2 separate regions of the Homo sapiens genome follow, and region 2 is linked to region 1. A link is a loop called in an ENCODE intact Hi-C map of the cell type or tissue named here. Cell type or tissue: A673. All regions are shown on one strand. Links, peaks and the distances in the headings refer to the core of each region. The heading gives the core; the rest is flanking DNA.

Region 1 (12,349 bases), core at 2,755-10,754:
GAGCGAGACTCCATCTCAAAAAAAAAAAAAAAAAATAGCTGGATGTGGTGGCGCATGCCTGTAAGCCCAGCTACTCAGGAGGCTGAGGCAGGAGAATTGCTTGAACTGGGGAGATGGAGGTTGCAGTGAGTCAAGATCGCACCACTGTACTCCAACTGGCAACAGAGCGAGACTCTGTCTCAAAAAAAAAAAAAAAAAAGGCTGTAGCTATTTTCCCACTTTACAGGTGAGAAAACTGAGGCTTAGCTCTGCCAGGTTACTTGGCACGACAAGGAAAGTCTGTTACCTCTGAAGTGATTTATCTGTTTGTAATTTATAATGCTGGAGAGTGGGACTTACAGAACAAGCTTTCACATGCTTACATTTTTATAGATATTTATTTTATATTTACTTCTGCTTGTAAGAATAATTCATATGTATTATAAACTTTGGAATATAAAAGTTTCATATAAGCTTCAAGTCAGTGACAAGAAAAAAGAATATGTCACATAGAATCTTACCACCCCAAAATAACCACTATTAATATTTTTATATATTTATCTCATACCTTTTCCTTGGGTGTGTATTTCTGCAAAATTAGGGTTAGATTAAACATCTAACTTTTATCCTATTTTCCCTTAACATGAAACTGTTAGCATTTTCTCTAAGTCATTAAATATCATGGAAAACACTATTTTAAAAAATGATAATTGGATAACATTTCAGTAGATGGCATACTCCTGGCATTTAGATGATTCCAAAGTTTAATATGTTTTAAAATAAATTATAAAACTGTGTGCAAATGACTTCTAGTTGTCAAAAAAGATGTCCAGAAGATTTCCACTGACATGCTTCCATCCTGTCTCCAGTGCCTCGGGAGAGCAGGTGTGTGTAGGAAAGAGGTGCCTGTGGCAGTCAGTCTGGCCGTGGGATACTTCCCAGCCCTGCCCCAGGTCACTGGCCTCAGATCAGCCAATTGTGATGAAGAAGCTTTGAGCCAGGGCATGTTACCCGCAAAGTAATTCTCTTCTTTTCTAACACATCAAAGCCAGTGCATTGGAAGAAAATAATGCTGTGGTCTCATCGTATCCTCCTCAATCATTGCGCCACCTGCCTGCCAAGATACAAACTTGCAAGAACATCATCTTCATTCCCCAAAGGACATCCATGGCTAGGTCAAAGAAGGCACAGCTCAGGCACAATGCCCTGCCTAGAATTCACCTTTCACCACCATTCTGCAGGATTTCCAGAATAACGATTCTGCAGATTCCTGTGTCCCTTTCCTCTCTGTGATCAGTGTCACCCCCCAGCAGAACACCACTACTGTGGGCCTTGCCTCTGGGAGGTAGGCAGGGCAAAAATCAGTCCACCCATTTTTGCTAGTGGGAGAAGAAGGCACCAAAAGGAAAAAGATTTTCCTCAGTGCTACAGAACTTGTCTTCCTGACTGACAGACCAAAAAGCTTTCTAATCCTTTTCTTAGAGTATTCCTGATTTAATCTTTGCAAAAGCTCTAGTTCAATGCCTGGGCAGTCCAGGACTTGACTTCTTACTCCTAGTGCTCCAAAATAATCCAATGACCGCAATCTAAGGGACTGTGCAGATGAAGCAGGGACTTACTCCTGCCTCTTCCTGGTAGCTTTTGCAATATTTGCAAGTAAGAACAATGCTGAGATCATCCTTCCCACTTACAAACCCTCTTGGGAATAAGGAGAGAAGTCAGGAAGTACAACATCTCTAAGAGTTTCATTTACTTCCAATTCTGACTTGCTTTCCTGGTGTCTGCTTTTGTCATAATGTTCTCCAAAACAAGGTCCCTTTGTTTCAGGAAAATAAGTCATTGTACCAAAAAAATGCATGCACTTTTATGTTCATCACAGCACTATTCACAATGGCAAAGGCATGGAATCAACCTGAATGTCTGTCGATGGTGCACTGGATAAAGAAAATGTAGTATGTGTACACAGTGGAATACTATGCAACCAGGAAAAAAAATCACATTCTTTGCAGCAACATGGTTGCAGCTGGAGGCTGTTATCCTAAGTGAATTAACACAGAAATAGAAAACCAAATATCCCATGTTCTCACTTGTAAGTGGGAATCAACTCTCGGGTTCACACAGACGTAAAGATGAGAACAATAGACTCACACTGGGGACTCCACAAGGAGGAGTGAGGAAGGGGAGCAAGGACTGAAAAGCTGCCTATTGGGCACTGTGTTCACTGTCTGGATGGTGGGATGAATAGAAGCACTAACCTCAGCATCACACAATATACCCTTGTAACAAACCTGTACGTGTACCCTCAAATCAAAAATAAAAATGGAATTTTTTTTAAAGCCCTTTGTTTCACAGTGGCCTCCCTGGAAGGTGCATCCCTTCTTCAGCCTTGTTATCCCACAGTTGCCAAGCACCCTGCTTCCCAAAGATGATCATTTGATGGTTTAAAAAATTATAAACCATGATGCTTTTATGAAAGGTAAGGCTCTTTCTGTGAAACCAGGAAATTCTGCTTTTGCTATATTTTTGCAAAGATAAACATTTTTTTTTTTCAGAGCAGGAGTGAAAGTTTATTTAAAAGCTTTAGAACAGTAAGGAAAGGAAGGAAAGGAAAGAGAAGAAGGAGAGTACAACTTGGAAGATGGTCAAGTGGGCAGCTTGAGAAACCAAGTGCATAGCTTGACCTCTTGACTTGGGGTTTCATATGGTTTGGCTGTGTCCCCACCCAAATCTCCTCTTGAATTGTAGCTCCCTCCCGTAATTCCCACGTATTGTGGGAAGGACCCGGTGGGAGGTAATTGAATCATGAGGGTGTGTCTTTCCCATGCTGTTCTCATGACAGTGAATAAGTCTTATGAGATCTGATGGTTTTATAAAGGGGAGTTCCGCCACACAAGCCCTCTTGCCTACTGCCATGTAAGACATGACCCTGCTCCTCATTCGCATTCCGCCATGATTGTGAGGCCTCCCCAGCCATGTGAACTGTGAGTTCATTAAACCTCTTTCCTTTATAAATTACCCAGTCTCAGGTATGTCTTTATTAGCAGCGTGAGAACAAACTAACACAGGGTTTTATACTTTGGCCTACTTCCAAGATCTTGCCTTAACCCTCCCCACTCCTGAGATCTTATTGGGAAGCTGCTGATCAGTTTCAGCTGTTTTCTATCTGTCAGGAGACTGCTGTTCCCTGGCTCTGGCTGTGACCAATTATTACTTTAGAGAAACAGTTAACCCCCTGACCATCACCTGATGGTTGCCCACCACTCCTAAGTGTGTTGTGGGGAGCCCTCTCCTGCCTTGCTCATACCTGACTGGCTACCTACTATAACACGTCCCCCCTCAAGAGTCCAAGATCCTAAACCTTTGGGGGAAAATGGATGAAGGTCAGTCTTCTGCAACTTCTTCCTGCTGACAGAGGGGCGGTGGTGGTTCTGTGGGTCTTGGCCTCTTGCTAGCTGTCAGGGCCGACTTGGGTCCATGAATTGGTGAAAGCGGTATCCAGCCAGGTCTAAGGGAGACAGGGGCAGGATTTTGCCTCTGTCGTGTCCCACTGATGAACAATCTAGAGGTTCCCTTTAGAAAGGTGACTCTTGAATATTGAGAGGACAATATCTCTCACTGAGGATCATCTGGAGCTTGATGTCCTTTCCCCTTAAAGAGGAACCTCAGATCTTTCAGGGCCTTGCAAGTGTATTGAGGAGCTGAGGGCATTGCTTCCAACTCTGGTGTCCTGAAGCCTTTTCACGGCTTCACTCGGGTATGTTGTATCCAGCTGGCAATCTCTAGTACTTTAATGGCCCTGGGGGTAAATAATAAAACAGTGAAGGGGTCCTTCCAGAACAAAAACCCAATCTAGCAGTGTCCTGCAAAAAAGCCATAAATACAGACCAATAAACTGGTTTCTGGGTTCAAGAGGGAAGTTCAGTAAAGGTCCTAGTAGAAGGTGCTTACCATATTTCAGCAGAATGCTGTTAGAGTCCCAGAATGTAAGAATCACCATTCTAGGAATGCTGCCTGGAGCCAGGAAGGAGAGGTAGATCCTCACCTTTGGCTAGAAACTGAGTCTTTGAGTCTCCCACCAGGGAAATTTCCCCAGTGGATTTTGCGTGGACATCTGACTAATCCAGAAAGAGACCTGAAGGTGGGAGAGACCCTGCCATCTTCCTGGCCATTCTAGAAAGTCCAAACACAAAGAGAAATGACCTCCCGTTTCTCTGAGCACTGCAGCCACTACAATTTCGTAGCATCCACAGAGTGCCTCGCCAGCTCTTTCTCTCTGAGGACCTCTGACATGGGCTTATTTAAGCGCAAACTTTAGATGCTTCCAGAAAGATGGCTTGCCTACAGCACTATGCAGCTGGAACAGGGAGACTGTTAGAGGCAGACACTGCCCAGCGTGTGTCTCAGACCTCCCTTCAGAAAAAGCCTCTGTGAGCTCCAGGACACTGTGCTAAATGCATTTTCTGCAAGATGCTACACTGAATTGAAAGCGTGCAAAAACATCCTTTTGGTTATCTATAAATTTCATTTTGTTCTTCTCTCCTAATAACAAAATTGAAAGCTGTAAGTTGAACAAAGCAACCTGCAAACTGCTCTAGCAGCCCTGGGAACTCCCTGGGTGATATATGGTCATGGGCTTAGAGCTTTTCATTTGACTTGCTCTTGGCTTTTCTATCAAGATCTGTCTTGGTGACACTCTACTGAGATAGATGAGTTGGTATGCATAAGTGGCTTTTATTTCAGAAGGTAATACATATTCTATTTAAAGTACAATGACCCAGAAGGGAATTCCAGCCCCTTTATCATTAGTATAGAAATTCAATGGTTCATAATCTGGTAGCTCATTGAAATGACTTTTCATTAACTTCAATGGTTCATAATGTGGTGGCCCATTGAAATGATGTTCCATTAAATTCAATGGGGGATATTATTTGAGTCAGAACCAATTTACAAACTAAACAGAATGCAGGCACACATCGCACTGCCCAGAGGGCTCGCTCGGCTCTCTCTTCCCTGGGTCTTCCATGAAGACTGGTGAGATCAGCACTGCCTGGGAGCTGAGGTGGTAGGCAGAGAAAAAGCATGTAGGCAGGGCATGCCCTTCCTTCTAGGGGAATAATAGTTGAGGCCAGAGACCATAATGGGCAATTTACATGTCCCAAAATTCAATGCACATATTTCCCTAATGCTTAGACCACCTTCACAATTTTGACCATATCGTCATACTGCCTTTTCAATTACTTACTAATATTTGTCTTCAATAGACTACTTTTATTTACCTAAATTTATTTCAAAAGGAAATTCTATACCACTATCTTCCTGGAAAACCAACATCACTGTAAGTAGCAGGTAAATAAATACAGTAGTCTCTCACTTTTCTGCAGGGCATACCTTCCCAGAACCCCTGTGGATGCCTGAAGCCACAGATAGCACTGAACTCTACACACAGTATATACAAGTTTTTCCATCTGATAACCGAGAACACTGCTCAGGTACTAACAGGCAGGTGGTGGGTGGTGCATACACTGGACAAAGGAATGATTTATATCCCAGGCAGGATGGAGCATTTGGCAAGAGATTTCATCATACTACTCAGAATGGCAGCAGTTTAAAACTTATGAATTGTTTATTTCTGGAACTTTCCATTGAATATTTTTGGACTGTGGTTGACCACAGGTAACTGAAATTGCAGAAAGCAAAACCTCAGATAAGAGGGGGACTACTGTAATAATAAAATAAAAATAAATAACAAATCAAAATATAAATACATTAGAAATAAATAGAAGGCAAGTGTAAAAGTAAATATAATAAATGCAAACAATGCTGTAAAATCAGAGCTTGCTGTTTTCAGGTGAAAGCCCTCCATCTGAAGCCTAGACTGCCTTTGCTAAAAGGAGAAATTGGTAAGTGTTGTAGAGATGTTCCAGGCACAATGACCATCTCTGTGGCAATCAGGTTAGAGAGGGAATTGGGCAGGGCATGACTTTCCCACTGAGTGCCAAGACCGGAGTATAAGCTCAAATCATCCTTTGTACCGCGTGGGGTCAAGCAGCCTGCCTTTTTGGAAGCACTGCTTTCCTACTCGTTTTAATTCTTACACGAGGCTGGGCACAGTGGCTCACGCCTGTAATCCCAGCACTTTGGGAGGCCCAGGCAGGTGGATCACCTGAGGTCAGGAGTTCGTGACCAGCCTGGCCAACATGGTGAAACCCCATCTCTACTAAAAAACTACAAAAATTAGCCAGGTGTGGTGGTAGGCACCTGTAATCCCAGCTACTCAGGAGGTTGAAGCAGGAGAATTGTTTGAACCCGGGAGATGAAGGTTACAGTGAGCAAAGATCATGCCACTGCGCTCCAGCCTGGGCGACAGAGCAAGGCTCTGTCTCAAAAAAAAAAAACTTACACCATCTCCTAAAGTATCACCCCCACTATACAGATGTGGAAACTGAGGCTCAAGTAAGTTAAGTAAGCAACTTGTCCAAAGTCACACACAGAGTGTCCTCAAGGTCAGTGCACAGCATTATCAGGGGTCACTCAGCCCTCTGACCCTATCGCCATCTGGGCCATTATAATTCTAGAAGGAAAAGCACATTAGAGATTTTGTCTGACTTCCTCTTTTTAGAGTGAGAAAAGTGCAGCCTAGAGGTGTTTAATAACCTGCCCAAAGCCTCTTTGTTCCCCAGCGACTGAGCTGAGGTTAGAATCCTTATCTGGTGTGCTTTCTGTCCTCTCAAAGTCCACCCGGCCAGCAGATGAGCCTGTTGGGAGCCAGGCAGGTGGTAAAGTTTCCTCACCATCCTCCTTTCTGCTCCCAGCAGGCCTAGGAAATCCTTTCTTGCTGACCTTTCTTTCAAATGCTAATCTGGGCCTCTGAGGCTGGGGTGGGGGGGTGGGAGGGGGGGCCTTTCCCCCATTGGGAGCCCCACTGCCAGGTGAGCCCATGGCTGTGAGTCAGCACAGAGAGCTTCAGAAGTCCCTCACTGATGGGGGGCATGCAGGGAGTGTGCCCCATGGCATCTGGGCCTTTGCAAAGCCTGTAGGGGCCGGGGTGCCCCATTAGCCCAGGAGATGCCCCTGCAGGAGGCTTTAAACTCAGCAGGTGCACCTCACAGCTCCTCGGTCTCAGACACAGCCTGAGGTCAAGACAGAAGCTGTGAAGAAGCTCTGTTGGGTGAGCCCTGGGGCTGCAGGCAAGCCAGGACCTTTGGAGGCCCTGGGAGGCTGGCAGGGGTGAGGGAGAATGGCAGGTGCAGGTGCCATACTGCACCTTTGGGAAGAGCAAAGGTGGTGGGGTGAGCGGGTCGAGTTATGAGAAAGTTCACAGAAACAAAAGAGGGGGTATGAGAGTAGAAGTGGGAGGACAGAGAAAGAGAAGGAAGAAAAGAAGTAAAAAATAAAAGGAAACAGAGAGAGAAGAAAAAGAAAGAGAAGGGAGGGAGGGAAGGAAGGAAGGAAGGAAGGAAGGAAGGAAGGAAGGAAGGAAGGAAGGAAGGAAGGAAGGAAGGAAGAAGAAATAAATAAATAGAGAGACCTAAGAAACAAGGCAGAGAAAGGGACATCACCTGTCCCAGCCAGTGGCCTCTTCTGAGTTGCTCCACTTCCCTAACAAAGCACAGAGACATTATGCCTGTAATATAAGGGGGTCCAAAGTGCCCACAGTAAGAAACAAGTATTCTCCCCTTAAAGGAAAGGCACAGGATCCTGGTGGCAAATTTCTGACAAGTGAGCTCCCCACCCCCAACACACACACACAGACAGACACACACACACACACAATGGACTGTCTCCTTTCTCAGAGGGATACATGCTTGAGATGCTGGGTGTACCTGCAAAGCACAGGCCTGGGAAGCCCCTCCAACACAGATGGTCTTGTCTTATAAGTGTCAGGGTTTGTGCCAGCTGAAAGGGAGCCCGGACTTCTGTATAGGAGGTGAGGACAAGGGCAGAATCTCCTTCATTGTGTATTCTTTTCTCATCACCCAGAAGAGGATTAATCATATTAGGACTCAGCAGAAACAAACGAGAAGAAGCTGCACATGGCCAGGCAGTGCCTCCCATCCCCAGGCAGTGCCTCCCATCCCCATTAGTGGCCTGCGGGAGGAACTTTCCATGGGAATCCCACCCAGCCCAGCCTCCTTGCAGGGCAAGGGCCCAGGACACTGGTCTCTCCAGCTGACTGCACAGGGCTTTAAAGCCAAGGATGAGGCAGGGGAGGAGAGGGTCTCAGTGTAACACATTCTACTCTACCCTCCAGGGCTCAGTTCCTCAATTCTACAAAGGAAAAAATATTAGGTGTTTATTAGGTAAATATTTATTAAGCACCTACCATGTGCTTTGTGCTATTGGCAATTTCTATAAACAGGGTTTTCCCATCCACAGCAGCTCTCCCTACCACATGAGAGGGTCCCTGGAGGAGCAACCACATGGATTAAATATTTCACACCATGAGTCAATGGAAGTGCTAGCTCAGCCCTCAAGTTGCTGCATGATCCCACTCTGGAGTTCCATGGAGCTGGGTTCCAATTTCAGCTCTCCTCCTCTCTCAGGCTGCAGGCTGTGGGTTAGGTTTCTTAGCCTCTTGAATTTCAGTTTCTCCATCTATATAGTAGAGAGAATAACAGTGCCTTCTCAGTGAGTTGGTGTGAGGATTGAATGGAAGAATCCTGGTAAAGCTCTTAGTTAGCACAGTGCCTGGCACATGGTGTCCTTTTGTTGGCCTTTGCTACAATTAATGAAGGCAGAAGTGTGATTATATAAACCTGTACCCACTTTCTTTGAGTCTCCATCCTCTGATGTATACCATGAGGTACTCCCTGCAACCCCTTTAGTTTGAAGCCATGCTATTCTTGTCTTTGCTCCCCTATCTCAACCCAGGAATGGTGATATTCTTGTTTACTCGCCTTTGTTTGGTGTTCAATGCTGTCTCTCCTTCCTGTGATGGAAGGATTGTTCTGTCCTTTTCCCCCTTCCAGAACCTGTTCTCATTTCCGTTCTCCCAAGGCCAGCTGCAGCCTCTTGTCTCAAGAATGTATATCTTAACAACAATGAAAATCCTCACAGACTCATAATCAAAACATCTTGGAGAGGATATCTTAGAGAAATGAGGTACCTTTCCAATAAGGGGAATGAGGATCTTTGGTGTCTTTTTGTGGGTCTTTCATATCATCAACAAATACAAGTGTTTGTTAAGCATCTATTACACACACGCAAATATATTAATTACCATGATTTAAAAAGGGAGAAGACACAAATCCTCAACTCAAGATGAAAAAGATTCCTAAAGATAAAGGCTCATTTAATATGAATTCACAATTCAAAATTTCAAAACCCGTGAATAAATAATCACATTATGAGCAAATGTCAATAAATAGAAAAAAAGCAAAATCAGATAAGACTGCCAAGAACTTGAAGTAAATGAATAATATGATAGAGACCACAAAACTAGTAAGTGTAAAATTATTAGACATAAAAGAAGGAATATGAAATGTAAAAAACACAACAGAAAATAAAACAGATTTGGAAAAGAACCAAATAGAACTTATGGAAATCCTTTTACGGCCACAGAAATTTTACAACTCAGCAAGTAGGATAAATAGCAGATTAGACTCACTTGGACTGTAACAATTAGGCCAATAAAAATAGATCTGAGAAACATAATCAGAATGTAGTATATACAAAGAAAATGATAGAAATAAGAACACAGGCATGGCTCTTATTTCTATCAGAGAACAGAATGAAAATAGGGCCAGGCACAGCAGCTCACACCTGTAATCCCAGCACTTTGGGAGGCCAAGCCAGGCAGATCACTTGAGGTCAGGAGTTTGAGACCAGCCTGGCCAACATGGTGAAACCCTGTCTCTACTAAAAATACAAAAATTAACCATGCATGGTGGTGGGTGCCTGTAATCCCAGCTACTTAGGAGGCTGAGGCAGGAGAATTCCTTGAACCTGGGAGGCAGAGGTTGCAGTGAGCTGAGATCATGCCCACCGCACTCCAGCCTAGGTGACAGAGCACACCTCTGTCTCAAAAAAAAAAAAAATGAATGAAAATAGAATGAGAAAATCTACCATACACCTAATGAGAGTTCCAGATGAAGATGATGGAGAATGGGGAGAAGCAATAATCAGAGATAATGGCTGGGAAGTAAAAAAACCAGAATTCATAGATTCATAATGCCACAAATTTTAAGTAAAATAAATAAAAACCCACTTTTTCATGCCTTATAGAGAAATCATAATTCACCAAAGCCAAAGAATAAAATTTTTAAAGTAACAAGAGAGAAAGGAGAGACTACCTACAGAGGAATGACAATTAGACAGCCAACTTCTCAACAGAAACAACTGAAACAAGAAACAATGGAACAAGATCTTCAAAGAACTAAGTGAAAATTACTGTCAACCTAGAATTGTAGGCTGAACACAAAGTGTTTTTAGACAAATAAAAACTAACAGAATCTGTCACCAACAGACTCTCCCTGAAAGAATTTCTAAAGGATAAACTTCAGGAGAAAAGAAACTGAACCCAGAAGAGTAATAAAGAAGCACTGAAGAGCAAAGATGATGATTACCATATAGATAATACTAAACAAGCATTGATTTCTAAAACAGAAAAAATATTAATGATAATTTTGATCATTACCAAAACAAGATGGAACTAAAATATTAGAAAACAATAACATGCTAGACAGGGACTGTTACATCAGAGTTAAAGCATATCAAGATTCCTAGATTGTTTGTAAGGCAATAGAGGTATGAATTAACTTGATACTGTTAAGTCAAGTAAACATTAAAAGTTTAGGGGTAACCACTGAAAGAATAAAAATGAAATATATAGCTTCCAAACCAGGGAGGGATGGAAAGGGAGATAAAGATAGAAAAGAAGAGTCAGCCAGGCATGGTGGCTTACACCTGTAATCCCAACACTTTGGGAGACTGAGGCAGGCAGATCATCTGAGGTCAGGAGTTTGAGACCAGCCTGACCAACATGGAGAAACTCATCTCTTATTTTTTTTTTCTAAAAATAAAAAATTAGCTGGGTGTGGTGGCGCATGCCTGTAATCCCAGCTACTCCGGAGGCAGAGGCAGGAGAATCACTTGGACCTGGGAGGCAGAGGTTGCGGTGAGCCAAGATCGCACCATTGCAATCCAGCCTGGGCAACAAGAGTGAAACTCTGTCTCAAAAAAAAAAAAAAAAAAAGAAAAGAAAAGAAAAGAAGAGTCAGGGAAAGCAGTATAAAGTAAAGTAAACAGAACTAATAAAAGAAAATGCTATACAATAAATAAATACAATATATTCAAACATCTGAAGCTGTAGTAATTGTAAATAGATTCAACTCACCAATCAAATGAAGAATTTAATTGCTTAGCAATGTGCTATTTCACAGAACCATATCTATACATTAAAGACTCTGAAAAGGACTGAGGAAAGATGTACCAAATTGTAACGAAAAGAAAGCAGTGTAACTGTTTTAATACCAGACAAAATAGACTTTAGGAGTAACTAGAAGTGACCTAAGTACAATGGCAGGTGGAGAAGGAGAGTTATTGAAAGCAGAGAGAACTGCATGAGCAAAGACATCAAGGGAGGACTATCCCTAACAAATTTCAATAGCTCAAGTTCAAATATAGGTTAAAATAGAGAAGCTTCTTCATTGTAACATTATGCTCTGTTATTTTTAATGTATATTTTTGAGCATGTAGGCACCAGACACCATGCTATAAATTATTTCTATAAATTATTTCTACTCCTCGAAAAATCTCACAATGCAGATGCTTTGTTATTCAGTACAATTTTGGTTATAGAAAACTGAAACCCAATTTGAATCAGTCTGAGTTAAAAGTAAGAATAGATGGATCTCTCACTAGAAAAACCCCACAGAAGGAAGGACACTGTTTGGGCCAACTTTGGATCCCATGCCCACTCTCCAGCTCATTACTGAGTTCAGGAGGACAGGCCAAGCTTGGGTCAAGTGCCTGCCCAGCCTGAAGTGTGGGGTGTTACAATAAAAAATAAAAAATAAATAAAAGAAAACACGATTGATGTACAGAAGGACTGCTTCTCTGAAAGTAGGGGTCTGACAAAAACAAACAATTCCACAAGAGTAGATTGTATTATCCTCATTTTATAAATGAAGTCTCAGACTCAGAGGCCAAGGGACTTGTCCAAAGCCCCAAGCACCTACATGGCAGAGCTGATGGGAAACCAGGTTTTTTCCTCTAAAAGGCTGAACTTTTTCTCCAAGCAATGAACATAGGACTTTGCACAGAGTTAAGTTCTCAAGATATATACTAATTCATTATTTTAAAGGACCTACAGAATATAAAGAAAATTGATCATTTTCTTTATAATCATTAAAAGATTTGGAATGAGGAA
Region 2 (12,349 bases), core at 2,474-10,473, 110 kb after region 1:
CAAATTTCATAGAAGTGGTGGTAAGAACTGAAATGGGTCCTAGAAAAAAAGAAGGTTGTAGAAAAATTGCAAGAAGGAAGGAAGGCAATTGCGTGTGTGTGTGTGTGTGTGTGTGTGCATTTTAAGCTGAAAAGCTCAACCAGGACATACACTATGCTAGGCTAGAGATGCATACTCTGACTGTGAAAGGTAAGAAATAGGTCTAAAGCAGAGATAGGAAAACTACAGCCCCACGAGCCAATTTTGGTACAAGCTGTAAGCTAAGAATAATTTTTACACTTAGAAAATGTTATAAGGAAAAAGAAAAAAAGGAGGAGTGACACAGACTTTGTGTTATATTTCCTTATAACAGAAAATGTTATAAGGAAAAAGAAAAAAAGGAGGAGGAGTGACACAGACTTTGTGCCCCACAAAATCTAAAGTATTTACTATCTGTCCCTATACGGACCAATATGTACATGACGATTCAATGACAATGAAAATACAACATATTCAAATTTGTGTGGTGCAGCCAAAACAGTGCTGATAGGGAAATTTATAGTACTGAGTGAAATGTTTATATTAGAAAAGACAAGAGGCCACAAATTAATATTACAAGGTCCTATATCAGGAAACTAGAAAAATAAGAACAAACTAAACAGGGGCCGGGCATAGTGGCTCACACTTGTAATCCCAGCACTTTGGGAGGCCAAGGTGGGTGGATCACTTGAGGCCAGGAGTTCAAGACCAGCCTGGCCAACATGATGAAACCCCATCTCTGTAACCCCAGCTATGTGGAAGGCTGAAGCACGAGAATTGCTTGAGCCTGGGAGGTAGAGATTGCAGTGAGCTGAGATCGCACCAAATCCTTGAAATCCTCACATGCACTCCAGCCTGGGCAATAAAGCAAGATCCTGTCTCAAAAAACAAAAAAAAGGGAAAAAAAAGAAAATGAAACAAAAAGCAAACAGAAGGAAGAAAAAATGACAATAGCAGAAGTAAATGAAATTGAAAAAAATACATAGTAAATTAATGAAGCAAAAACTGGTTATTTCAAAAAATTTGTGAAATTGACAAACTTCTATTGAGGTGGGTGGATCACTTGAGGCCTGGAGTTCAAGATCAGCCTGGCCAACGTGGTGAAACCCATCTCTACTAAAAATCAAAAATTAGCCAGGCATGGTGGTGCACGCCTGTGGTCCCAGCTATTCGTGAGGCTGAAGCACAAGAATTGCTTGAACCCAGGAGGCAGAGGTTGTAGTGAGCTAAGATCACAACACTGCACTCCAGCCTGGGCAACAGAGTGAGAGTTTGTCAAAAAAAAAAAGAAAAAAAAAAAAGACTGACAAAGGCAAAGAGGGAAAATATAGTATCAGAAATGAAACAAGAGATATAATTACAGACCCTACAGACATCAAAAGGATAATAAAGGAATACTACAACTTTACACACATAAATCTTGACAATTTTGATAAAATGAACCAAATCCTTGAAACCCACACATGACCACAAGTCAACTAATATGGTATAAAAAGTTTGAATAGCGATATAACTATTGAGAAAATTAAACCCCTAATTTTAAAACTCCTCCCCCAACCAAATCTCCAGGCACAGATGCCTTCACCACTGAATTATGCCAAATTTTAAAGAAGAATTAACTCCAATGCTACACAATCTCTTCCAGAATATAGAAAATAAAGAAACACATCCCAATTTATTTTGTAAAGTTAATATTACCCTGATGCTAAAACCAGACAAATATATTTAAAAAAAAGAAAATGACAGATCAACAGCCCTGATGAATATAGAAATAATCCTTATTTAAAAATAGCAGAGAATTCAATAATATCCAAAAAGAATTATATACCACCATCAAGTAAGGGTTATTTCAGGAATGCAAAGCTGGTTCAATATTTGAAAATCAATCAAGGTAATCTACCATATTGCCATGCTACAGGAAAAAAATTACATGATTATGTCAATTGATGCAAAAGAAGAATTTTACAAAATTTGACACTCATTTATAATAAAAATTCTCAAAATACTTAAGAGGGAAACTTTCTCAAATTAGTAAAGATCAGCTACAAAAAAAAAAATCTACAGATAACATCATATATAATGGTAAAAGATGGAGTACTTTCTCCCTAAGATTAGACACAAGGATGTCTTTTATCACTTCTAGTACTGGAAGGGCTAGCCAGTATAACAATAAAAAGAAAAAAAAAAAAGGAAATAAAGGCTAGCCCTGGTGGCTCATGCCTGTAATCCCAGCATTTTGGGAGGCTGAGGCGGGTGGATCACGAGGTCGGGAGTTCAAGACCAGCCTGGCCAACATGGTGAAATCCTGTCTCTACTAAAAATACAAAAATTAGTCAGGTGTGGTGGCTCACACCTGTAGTCCCAGCTACTCAGGAGGCTGAGGCAGGAGAATCGCTTGAACCCAGGAGGCGGAGGTTGCAGTGAGCCAAAATTGCACCTTTGCACTCCAGCCTGGTGAGAGAGCAAGACTCTGTCTCAAAAAAATAAAAGTAAATAAAATACATAAAAATCACCAAGAAAAAGTTGTCCTATTTGCAGATCATATGATCATCTATAAAAATCCTCAGGGAGGCGGGGCGCAGTGGCTCACACCTGTAATCTCAGCACTTTGGGAGGCTGAGGTGGGCGGATCACGAGGTCAGGAGATCAAGACCATCCTGGCTAACACGGTGAAACCCCGTCTCTACTAAAAATACAAAAAAAAACTTATCTGGGCGTGGTGGCAGACACCTGTAGTCCCAGCTGCTAGGGAGGCTGAGGCAGAAGAATGGCGTGAACCCGGGAGGCAGAGCTTGCAGTGAGCCGAGATCGCACCACTGCACTCCAACCTGGGCGACAGAGCAAGACTCCATCTCAAAAAAACAAAAAAAAAAAATAGAAATCCTCAGGGAATATACCTAAACAAAACAAAACCAATAAAATCATCCAACTCCTAGGAATTATGGTAAGACTGAAAGATACAAGTTCAACATACAAAAAACACTTGTATTACTATATATCCATGGAAACTGAAATTTAAAATACCATTTATGACTGTAATAAAAATTTCTAATACTTAGGTGTGAATATAGCAAAACCTATACAAGACTGAATGTAAAAAATGACAAAATGCTGATCAAAAAAATTAAAAGATTAAAATAAATAAAGAGAAATAGAGACATAGCATATTCATGGGTTACAACACCCACCATGCTGTTAATATATACTTTTGCTACAATTTCTATAAAAATTACAGATATACACAAGATTATTTGAAAATGTATATGGGAAGGCAAAGGAACTTAAAAAGCTAAAACAATTTTGAAAATGAAGACTAAGGTAGGAGGGATAATTCAACCCAATTTTAAGACATTGCATAGCTACAGTGATCAAGACTTTGTGGTACTGGTGGAGTAATAGACACATAGATCAATGGACTAGAAGACCCCAAAGTAGCCCTGTACAGGTACAATCTACTGATTTTTTTAAGGTGCAAAAGTAATCAAATGCAGGAAGAATGGTCTTTTCAACAAATGGTATTTGACCAAGTAGACATCCATAGGCAAAAAATGAACCTCGACCTGAACCTCACAACTTATATGAAAATCAACTTAAAATATTTGCAAACTACTCATCTGATAGAGGATTAATATCCAAAATATACAAGGAACTCAAACATCTCAACAGCAAAAACAAACAAACAATCCAATTAAAAATGGGTTATAAATTTAAATGTAAAACTATAAAACTTCTAGAAGAAAACACAGGAGAAAATCTTTAGGACCTAGGGCTTGGTGAAGAGTTCCTGGTCATGGCATTAAAAACACAATTCGTAAAAGAAAAAAAAAGGTTAAGTAGTACATCATCAAAATTTAAAACTTTAAAAGAAAGAAGGCCCAAGCAAATAAACTGAACGACAAAAAAAAAATGAGACATCACAAAGGATAGCACAGAAATACAAAGGATCATTAGAGACTATTATGAAAACCTATATGCCAATAAATCTGAAAACCTAGATGAAATAGACAAATTCCTGAACACTTACAACCTACCAAGACTGAATCAAGAAGAAATAAAAAAAAAAAAACTAAACAGAACAATAACAAGTAATGAGATTGAATCAGTAATAAAAAGTCTTCCAACAAAGAAAAGCCCAAGACCAGATGGCTTCATCATTGAATTATACTGAACATTCAAGGAAGAATTAGTACTAGTCCATCTTAAACTATTCCCAAAAATTGAAGCAGAGTGTATTCTTGCTAACTCATTCTACAAGGCCAGCATAACCCTGATACCAAAACCAGACAAGAACACAATAAAAAAAAAAAAAAACGTACAGGCCAATATCACTAGAGAACATTAATGCAAAATCTCTCAACAAAATACTAGCAAACTTAATTTAACAACATATCAAAAAGAAAATACACCAAGATTAAGTGGGATTTATTCCAGGAATGCAAGGATGTTTCAACATACGCAAATCAATAAACTTCATACATCACATCAATAAAATGAAGGACAAAAACCATATGATCATCTCAATAGACACAGAAACAGCTTTTGATAGAATTCAACATCCATTCATGATTTAAAAAAAACCTCTTAATTAGGTATAGAAGGAAAGTACCTCAATATAATAATGGTCATATATAACAAACACACAGATAACATTTAACTAAATGGGGAATAGCTGAAATCTTTTCTTCTAAGAACTGGAACAAGACAAGGATGCCCACTCTTACCACTCTTATTCAAGGTAATACTGGAAGTCCTAACCAGACCAATTAGACAAGACAAAGAAATAAAAGACATCCAAATGGGAAAGGAAGTAAAATTGTCCCTGTTTGCAGATAACATGATCTCGTGTACAGAAAAACCTAAGTACTCTTAAAAAAAAAAAAAAACCTGATAAACAATTTCACCAAAGTCACAAGATATAAAATTAATATACAAAATGTGTGTTTCGATATATGAACAATGAACTAGCTAAAAAGTAATCAAGAGGACAATTTCATTTACAATAGCTACCAAATAAATAAAACACCTAAAATAAATTTAACCAAGGAGGTGAAAAACCTCAACAAAAAAATCTCCAAAGCAGTTATGAAAAAAATAGAAAAAGATGCAAATGGAAAGACATTCCATGCTCATGGATCAGAAGGATTAATATTGTTAAAATGACAATACTACCCAAAGCAATCTATAGATTCAATGCAATCCCTATCAAAATACCAATGATACTCTTCACAGAAACAGGAAAAAAATCCTAAAAGTTGTATGAAACTACAAAAACTCCAAATAGCCAAAGCAATACTGAGCACAAGGAACGAAGAAAAAAGCTGGAAGTATCATACTACCAGAACTCAAAATCTACTACAAACCTTTAATAACCAAAACAGCATGGTACTGGCATAAAAACACATAGACCAATGGAACAGAATTGAGAACACAGAAATTAATCCACATATCTACAGTCAACTGATTTTTTTTTAAGTTTTTTATTTTAAGTTCCAGTATACACGTGCAGGATGTGCAGGCTTGTTGCATAGGTAAACGTGTGGCATGGAGGTTTGCTGTACCTATCAACCCATCACCTAGGTATTAAGCCCAGCATGCATTACTGATGCTCTCCCTCCTGCTGCCCACGCCCTGACAGGCCCCAGTGTGTATTGTTCCCCTCCCTGTGTCTATGTGTTCTCATTGTTCAGCTCCCACTTGTGAGAACATGTGGTGTTTAGTTTTCTGTTCCTGCATCAGTTTGCTGGTTTCTAGCTCCATCCATGTCCCTGCAGAGGACATGATCTCATTCCTTTTTATGGCTGCATAGTAGTCGATGGTGTATATGTACCATATTTTCTTTATCCAGTCTGTCATTGATGGGCATTCGGGTTGATTCCATGCCTTTACTATTGTGAAGAGTGTACAACAGCCAACTGATTTTTGACAAAGGTGCCAACAATACTTTTTAGGAAAAGAACAGTCTCTTCAATAAATGGTGCTAGGAAAATTGGATATTCACATGAAAAAGAATGAAACTAGACCCTCACCTCTCATCTTTTTTTTTTAAGACATCTCACTCTGTCACCCAAGCTGGAGTGCAGTGGCATGATCTCGGCTCACTGCAACCTCTGCCTCCCAGGTTCAAGCAATTCTCCTGCCTCAGCCTCCTGAGTAGCTGGGACTACAGTCTCGTGCCACCACGCCTGGCTAATTTTTGTATTTTTAGTAGAGACGAGGTTTCACTGTGTTGGCCAGGCTGGTCTCAAACTCCTGACCTTGTGATCCACCCGCCTCGACCTCCCAAAGTGCTGGGATTAAAGGTGTGAGCCACTGTGCCCAGCTACCTCTCATCCTATGCAAAAATAAATTCAAAATCCTAAATATGAGGCCAAAAGTGATAAAACTTCTAGAATAAAACAGGGGAAACACTTCAAGACATTGGTCTGGGAAAAGATTTTATGAATAAGACTGCAAAAGCACAGGAAACAAAAGTAAAAACAAAGAAATAGGAGTATATGGTAAAGTAAAAATAAATCGGTTTACAAATAGTATATGGTATATGGTATAAACAAATAGCATATGGTATAAACAAATAGTATATGGTAAAGTAAAAATAAACAGGAGTATATGGAACTACAAATCTTCTGCGCAGCAAAGGAAACAATCAGCAAAGTAAAAAGACAACCTACAGAATGGGAGAAAATATTTGCAAACTACTCATCTGATAGGGGATTAATATCCAGAATATACAAGGAACTCAACAGCAAAATAATAATAATCATCCATTAAAAATGGGCAAATGATCTCAGCAGATATTTCTCAAAAGAAGACATACAAATGGCCAGTAAATACATTAAAAATTCTCAACGTCACTAATTATCATGGAAATGCAAATCAAAACCCCAGGGAGGTATCATCTCACCCCAGTTAACATGGCTATTATCAAAAAATAAATAAATAAATAAATAAATAGCAAATGCTGGCAGGGATATAGAGAAAAGGGAATACTTATACACTACTGATGGGGATGTAAACTAGTACAGCCACTCGGGAGAACAGTATGGAGGTCACTCAAAAAACTACAACTAGAACTACCATATGACCCAGCAATCCCACTGCTGAGACAAAGGGGGATTGTGGGACTACTATCCCCAGCCCTGGAAACTCTGCTTTGTCAAAAACTTAGCCAAAGGAGACAACAAATCAAAGAGCGGCTGTTCAGTAGCACCACACTGTAGGAGGTACATTCCACAGCAACCCCCACTCCCCAGCACAAACCCCCAGCCAGCGGTCCCACACTGCCTGGACAATCCCTTTGGGACCTCCCTCATTTGGCTCTGACCATTTACTAGAGCCAACGTGAACTTGGGCTTGAGGCGCCATCTACAGCCGAAATGGAGGCAGCGACCTACTAGCAAAGATTTGCTAAGCTGATATATTCAATAAAAAACAAAAGTGAACGGAGAAAATTGGAATAAATAACTAACCCTTCAATGCAAAGACGTAGATGGATACTCACAAGAAACAACAACAAACAGGGAACCATGACCTCCCCAAAAGGAGGTCATGAGACAGGTAAGTTCTTATCAATAACAGCACTGGAAGTAAACTGTCTCAATTCTCTAATTAAAAGGCATAGAGTGGCTGATATAGTTGAATATTTGTCCCCTCCTAATCTCATGTTGGAATTTGATCTCCAACACTGGAGGTGGAGCCCAATGGGAAGTGTTTACATCACAGGGGTGGGTCCCTCGTGAATGGCTTGGTGTCATCCCCTTGGTGATGAGTGAGTTCTCACTCTATTAGTTCATGCAAGAGCTGGTTGTTTAAAAAGAATCTGGCACTTCCTTTCTCTCTCTTGCTCCCTCTCTTGCCATGTGATATGTCTACTACCTCTTTGCCTTCTACCGTGGATGGAAGCAGTCTGAGGCCTTCACCAGAAGCAGAGGCTGGTGCCGTCCTTCTTGTATAGTCTGTAGAACTGTCAGCCAAATAAACTCCTTTTCTTTACAAATTACCCAGTCTCAGATATTTCTTTAAATTACAGGGGTGTCCAATCTTTTGGCTTCCCTGTGCCAAGAAGCACTGTGCTCAGCCACAAATAAAATATACTAACACTAATGATAGCTGATGAACTTTTTAAAATAGCAGAAAAATCTCACAGTGTTTCAAGAAAGTTTATGAATTTGTGTTGGGCTGCATTCAGAGCTGTCCTGGGATGCATGCTTTATAACAATGCAAAACAGACTAACACAGTGGCTGAATGGATAAAGAAACATGACCCTACTATATGCTACCTTCAAGAAACCCATTTCACCTACAAAGTCACACACAGACTGAAACGGAAGGGGTGGAAAAATATATAACATGCAAGTGGAAACCAGAAAAGGCTAGGTGTAGTTGTAATTATATCAGGTAAAATAGACTACAAATCAAAGACTGTAAAAAAAAAGACAAAGAAGGTTACTATATAATAATAAAGGGGTCAATTCTTCAGGAGCATATCACAATTATAAATCGCTATGCACCTAACATTGGAACTCCCAAGTAAAGCAAATGTTAATAAATCTAAAGGGAGAAATAGACTGCAATACAATAATGGTAAGAGACTTTAACACCCCACTCTCAGTAACAGATAGGTTATCCAGACAGAAAACCAACAAAAAAAGTAGTAGAGTTAGGCCAGGCACGGTGGCTCACACCTGTAATCCCAGCACTCTGGGAGCCCCAGGTGGGCAATCACCTGAGGTCAGGAGTTCAAGACTAACCTGGCCAACATGGTGAAACCCCATCTCTACTGAAAATACAAAAAAAATTAGCCAGGCGTGGTGGCACGTGTCTGTAATCCCAGCTACTTGGGAGGCTGAGGCAGGAGAATTACTTGAACCCGGGAGGCAGAGGTTGCAGTGAACTGAGATCTGGCCACTGCACTCCAGCCTGGGTGACAGAGCAAGATTCTGTCACAAAAAAAAAAAAAAAAAAAAAGAAAGAAAGAAATAGTGGAAATAGTGGACTGAAACTATATACTAGTCAGCCTGACCAACATGGTGAAACCCCGTCTCTACTATAACTACAAATATTAGCTAGGCATGGTTGTGGGCGCCTGTAATCCCAGCTACTTGGGAGGCTGAGGCAGGAGAATCACTTGAACCTGGGAAGCAGAGGTTGCAGTGAACCGAGATCGTGCCATTGCACTCCAGCCTGGGTGACAAGAGCAAAACTCCATCTCAAAAATAAATAAATAAATAAATAAATAAAAATAAATGAAACCACATACTAGGGCCTAGCTGACATTTATAGAACATTTCATCAGCTGCTGCAGGATACACATTCTTTTGATCAGCACATGGAATATTCTTCAGAATAGATCATATCTCAGGCCAAAAAACAAGTCTGAACAAACTGTAAAAATAGAAATCACATCAAGTATCTTTCCTGATCACAATGGAACAAAACTAGAAATCAGTAACAAGAGGAACCTCAGAGAACACACAAACCCATGGAAATTAAACAACATGCTCCTGAATGACCACTGGGTCAATGAAAGAATATTAAGAAGAAAATTTTAAATATTTTTGAAACAAATGAAAATGGAAATACAACATACCAAAATCTATGGGATACGGTAAATGCAGTACTAAGAGGAAAGTATTTAGCAATAAGTGCCTATGTCAAAAAAGTAGAAAGACTTCAAATAAACAACCTAACAATGCACCTCAAGGAACAAGAAAAGCAAGAACAAACCACGCCCAAAATTAGTAGAAGGAAAGACATAACTAGGATCAGAGCAGAAATAAATGAAAGTGAGACTAAAAAACGCACATCAACAAAATGAAGTTTTTTTCTGAAAAGATAAACAAAATTGACAAGCCTTTAGATGGACTAAGAAAAAAAGACCCAAATAAACAAAATCAGAAATGAAAAAGGAGACATAACAATTGATATCTCAGAAATACAAAGAATCATTAGAGGCTATCATGAAAAACTGTACACCAACACATTAAATCAGGAAGTTAACACAGATTCAATACTATAATGAATCTATAGGCCTTATTCAAATTTCACCAATGCCTCTTAATTTAATGTTATGTTTCTGGCCCAGGATCCAATCAAGGCCACCACATTGCATTTAGTTGTCACATGTCCCTAGTCTTCCAATTTGAGACAGCTCATAATTTTGACACTTTTTTGCAAAACATTATTTTGCACAATGTTTGTCAACTTGCTTGTGTCTGATATTTTCTCATCATTAGGTTGTAGTTATGCAATTTTGGCATGAACACTACAGAAACCATGTTGTGCCCTTCTCAGTCTTATCAAGAGGTACAAGATGCCAATATGTCTTATGACTCATGTTAATTTTTAGCAATTGGTTAAGGTGATGCTTGTCACATTTATTAACTGTAAAGTTACTATTTCCCCTTTATAATTAGTATCTTCTGGAGACATATTTTGAGACCAATCATATCTCTTCTTTTTCATTCTATTTTTGCCCACTAATTTTAGCATCTATTAACCCTTTTTCTGTTTACAAAATTAAAAAGTGCAGCCGTTGCCAGCGCTCATTAAATTTTACCTAAACACACTTTTTAAGTTTGGAGCAAATCTGACTGGTTTTCAATGTAAAAATAAAATACAGTTGGGCGTGGTGGCTCACGCCTGTAATCCCAGCACTCTGAGAGACTGAGGCAGGTGGATCACCTGAGGTCAGGAGTGTAATCCCAGCACTTTGAGAGGCTGAGGCAGGTGGATCACCTGAGGTTAGGAGTTCAAGACACGGTGAAACCCAGTCTCTACTAAAAATACAAAAATTAGCCAGGCATGGTGGCAGGCACCTGTAATCCCAGCTACTTGAGAGGCTGAGGCAGGAGAATCGCTTGAACCTGAGAGGCGAAGGTTGCAGTGAGCTGAGATGGCTCCACTGCACTGCAGCCTGGGTGACAGAGTGAGACTCCATCTCAAAAAAAAAAAAAAAAAGAAAAGAAAATAGAAAATATAAAAATTGTTCTTGGAGTTAATTCTAAACAGAACTAACATCAGAATCATCTGAATCATAAAAATCATCTATTTCAGACAAATAAAATTCACCAAATGAATCTTTGGCCAACAGCTCTTTGAGAACAATGTTAACATCACTCATAGACATCATGGTGTGGGGGGCAGAGGAAGGGATAGCATTAGGAGAAATACCTAATGTAAATGATGAGTTAATGGGTGCAGCAAACCAACATGGCACATGTATTCCTATGTAACAAACCTGCACGTTGTGTACGTGTACCCTAGAAGTTAAAGTATAATTTAAAAAAAGAAAAAGAAATGCTACATTTGCCGGGTGCAGTGGCTCATGCCTGTAATCCCAGCACTTTGGGAGGCCGAGGCGGGCAGATCGCCTGAGGTCAGGAGTTCAAGACCAGCCTGGCCAACATGGTGAAACCCTGTCTCTATTAAGAATACAAAAATTAGCTGGGCATGGTGGTGGGTGCCTGTAATCTCAGCTACTTGGGAGGTTGAGGCAGGAGAATCACTTGAACCTGTGAGGCAGAGGTTACAGTAAGCAGAGATCACGCCATTGCACTCCCACGTGGGCAATAAGAGCAAGACTCCGTCTCAAAAAAAAAAAAAGCTACATTTTCTAGGATTTGACATTTTTAGCAATTGAGAATTACTATATTTTGTCAATGGAAATATCACTACTAAAAGCAGAATGCTATAAATAGGATGATGTCTTTTTTTTTTTTGAGATGGAGTCTTGCTCTGTTGCCCAGGCTGCAGTGCAGTGGCGCAATCTCGGCTCACTGCAAGCTCCGCCTCCCAAGTTTATGCCATTCTCCTGCCTCAGCCTCCCGAGCAGCTGGGACTACAGGTGCCCACCACCACACCTGGCTAATTTTTTTTGTATTTTTAGTAGAGACGGGGTTTCACTGTGTTAGCCAGGATGGTCTTGATCTCCTGACCTCGTGATCCGCCCGCCTCGGCCTCCCAAAGTTGTTCTTAATTTTTATTGTTCTGATGGCTAATGACGTTGAGCTTGAGAATTCTTTATGTATTCAAGATATGAGTACTTTGTCAGTAATTTCCAATTATTTTCTTCTAGTCTGTAGCTCGCCTTTTCATCTTTGTAAAGAGCAAAAGTCTTTTACAGAGCAAAGCCTTTTAATTTTCTTTTAAATTGAGACGGAGTCTCGCTCTCACCCAGGCTGGAGTGCAGTGGCGCAATCTCCACTCACTGCAACCTCTGCCTCCCAGATTGAAGCGATTCCCCTGCCTCAGCCTCCGAGTAGATGGGATTACAGGCATGCGGCACCACACCCAGCTAACTTTTGTATTTTTAATAGAGACAAGGTTTCATCAT

What was found. Hi-C counts contacts between places; a loop is a spot of excess contacts. Peaks named below come from ENCODE experiments on the same cell type or tissue, not always from the same donor. Only the 100,000 strongest peaks of a DNase experiment are listed, where the experiment ranks them.
Region 2: it touches region 1 in a loop (4-fold over the local background); 13 of 110 quality-filtered maps call a loop at or near these places.

What each region holds. Positions count from the first base shown.
Region 1 is chr10:77,643,102-77,655,450 of GRCh38, forward strand. No RefSeq gene overlaps it. Among named protein-coding and RNA genes, the nearest start is that of KCNMA1, 11 kb to the left of the region's middle. RefSeq lists a silencer at 6,569-6,668. In A673, for the core only: no CTCF peak of the experiment used is centred there; a DNase peak (open chromatin) is centred at 7,640.
Region 2 is chr10:77,749,274-77,761,622 of GRCh38, forward strand. No RefSeq gene overlaps it. Among named protein-coding and RNA genes, the nearest start is that of KCNMA1, 120 kb to the left of the region's middle. In A673, for the core only: a CTCF peak has its summit at 7,386 (motif pointing left); a DNase peak (open chromatin) is centred at 7,348.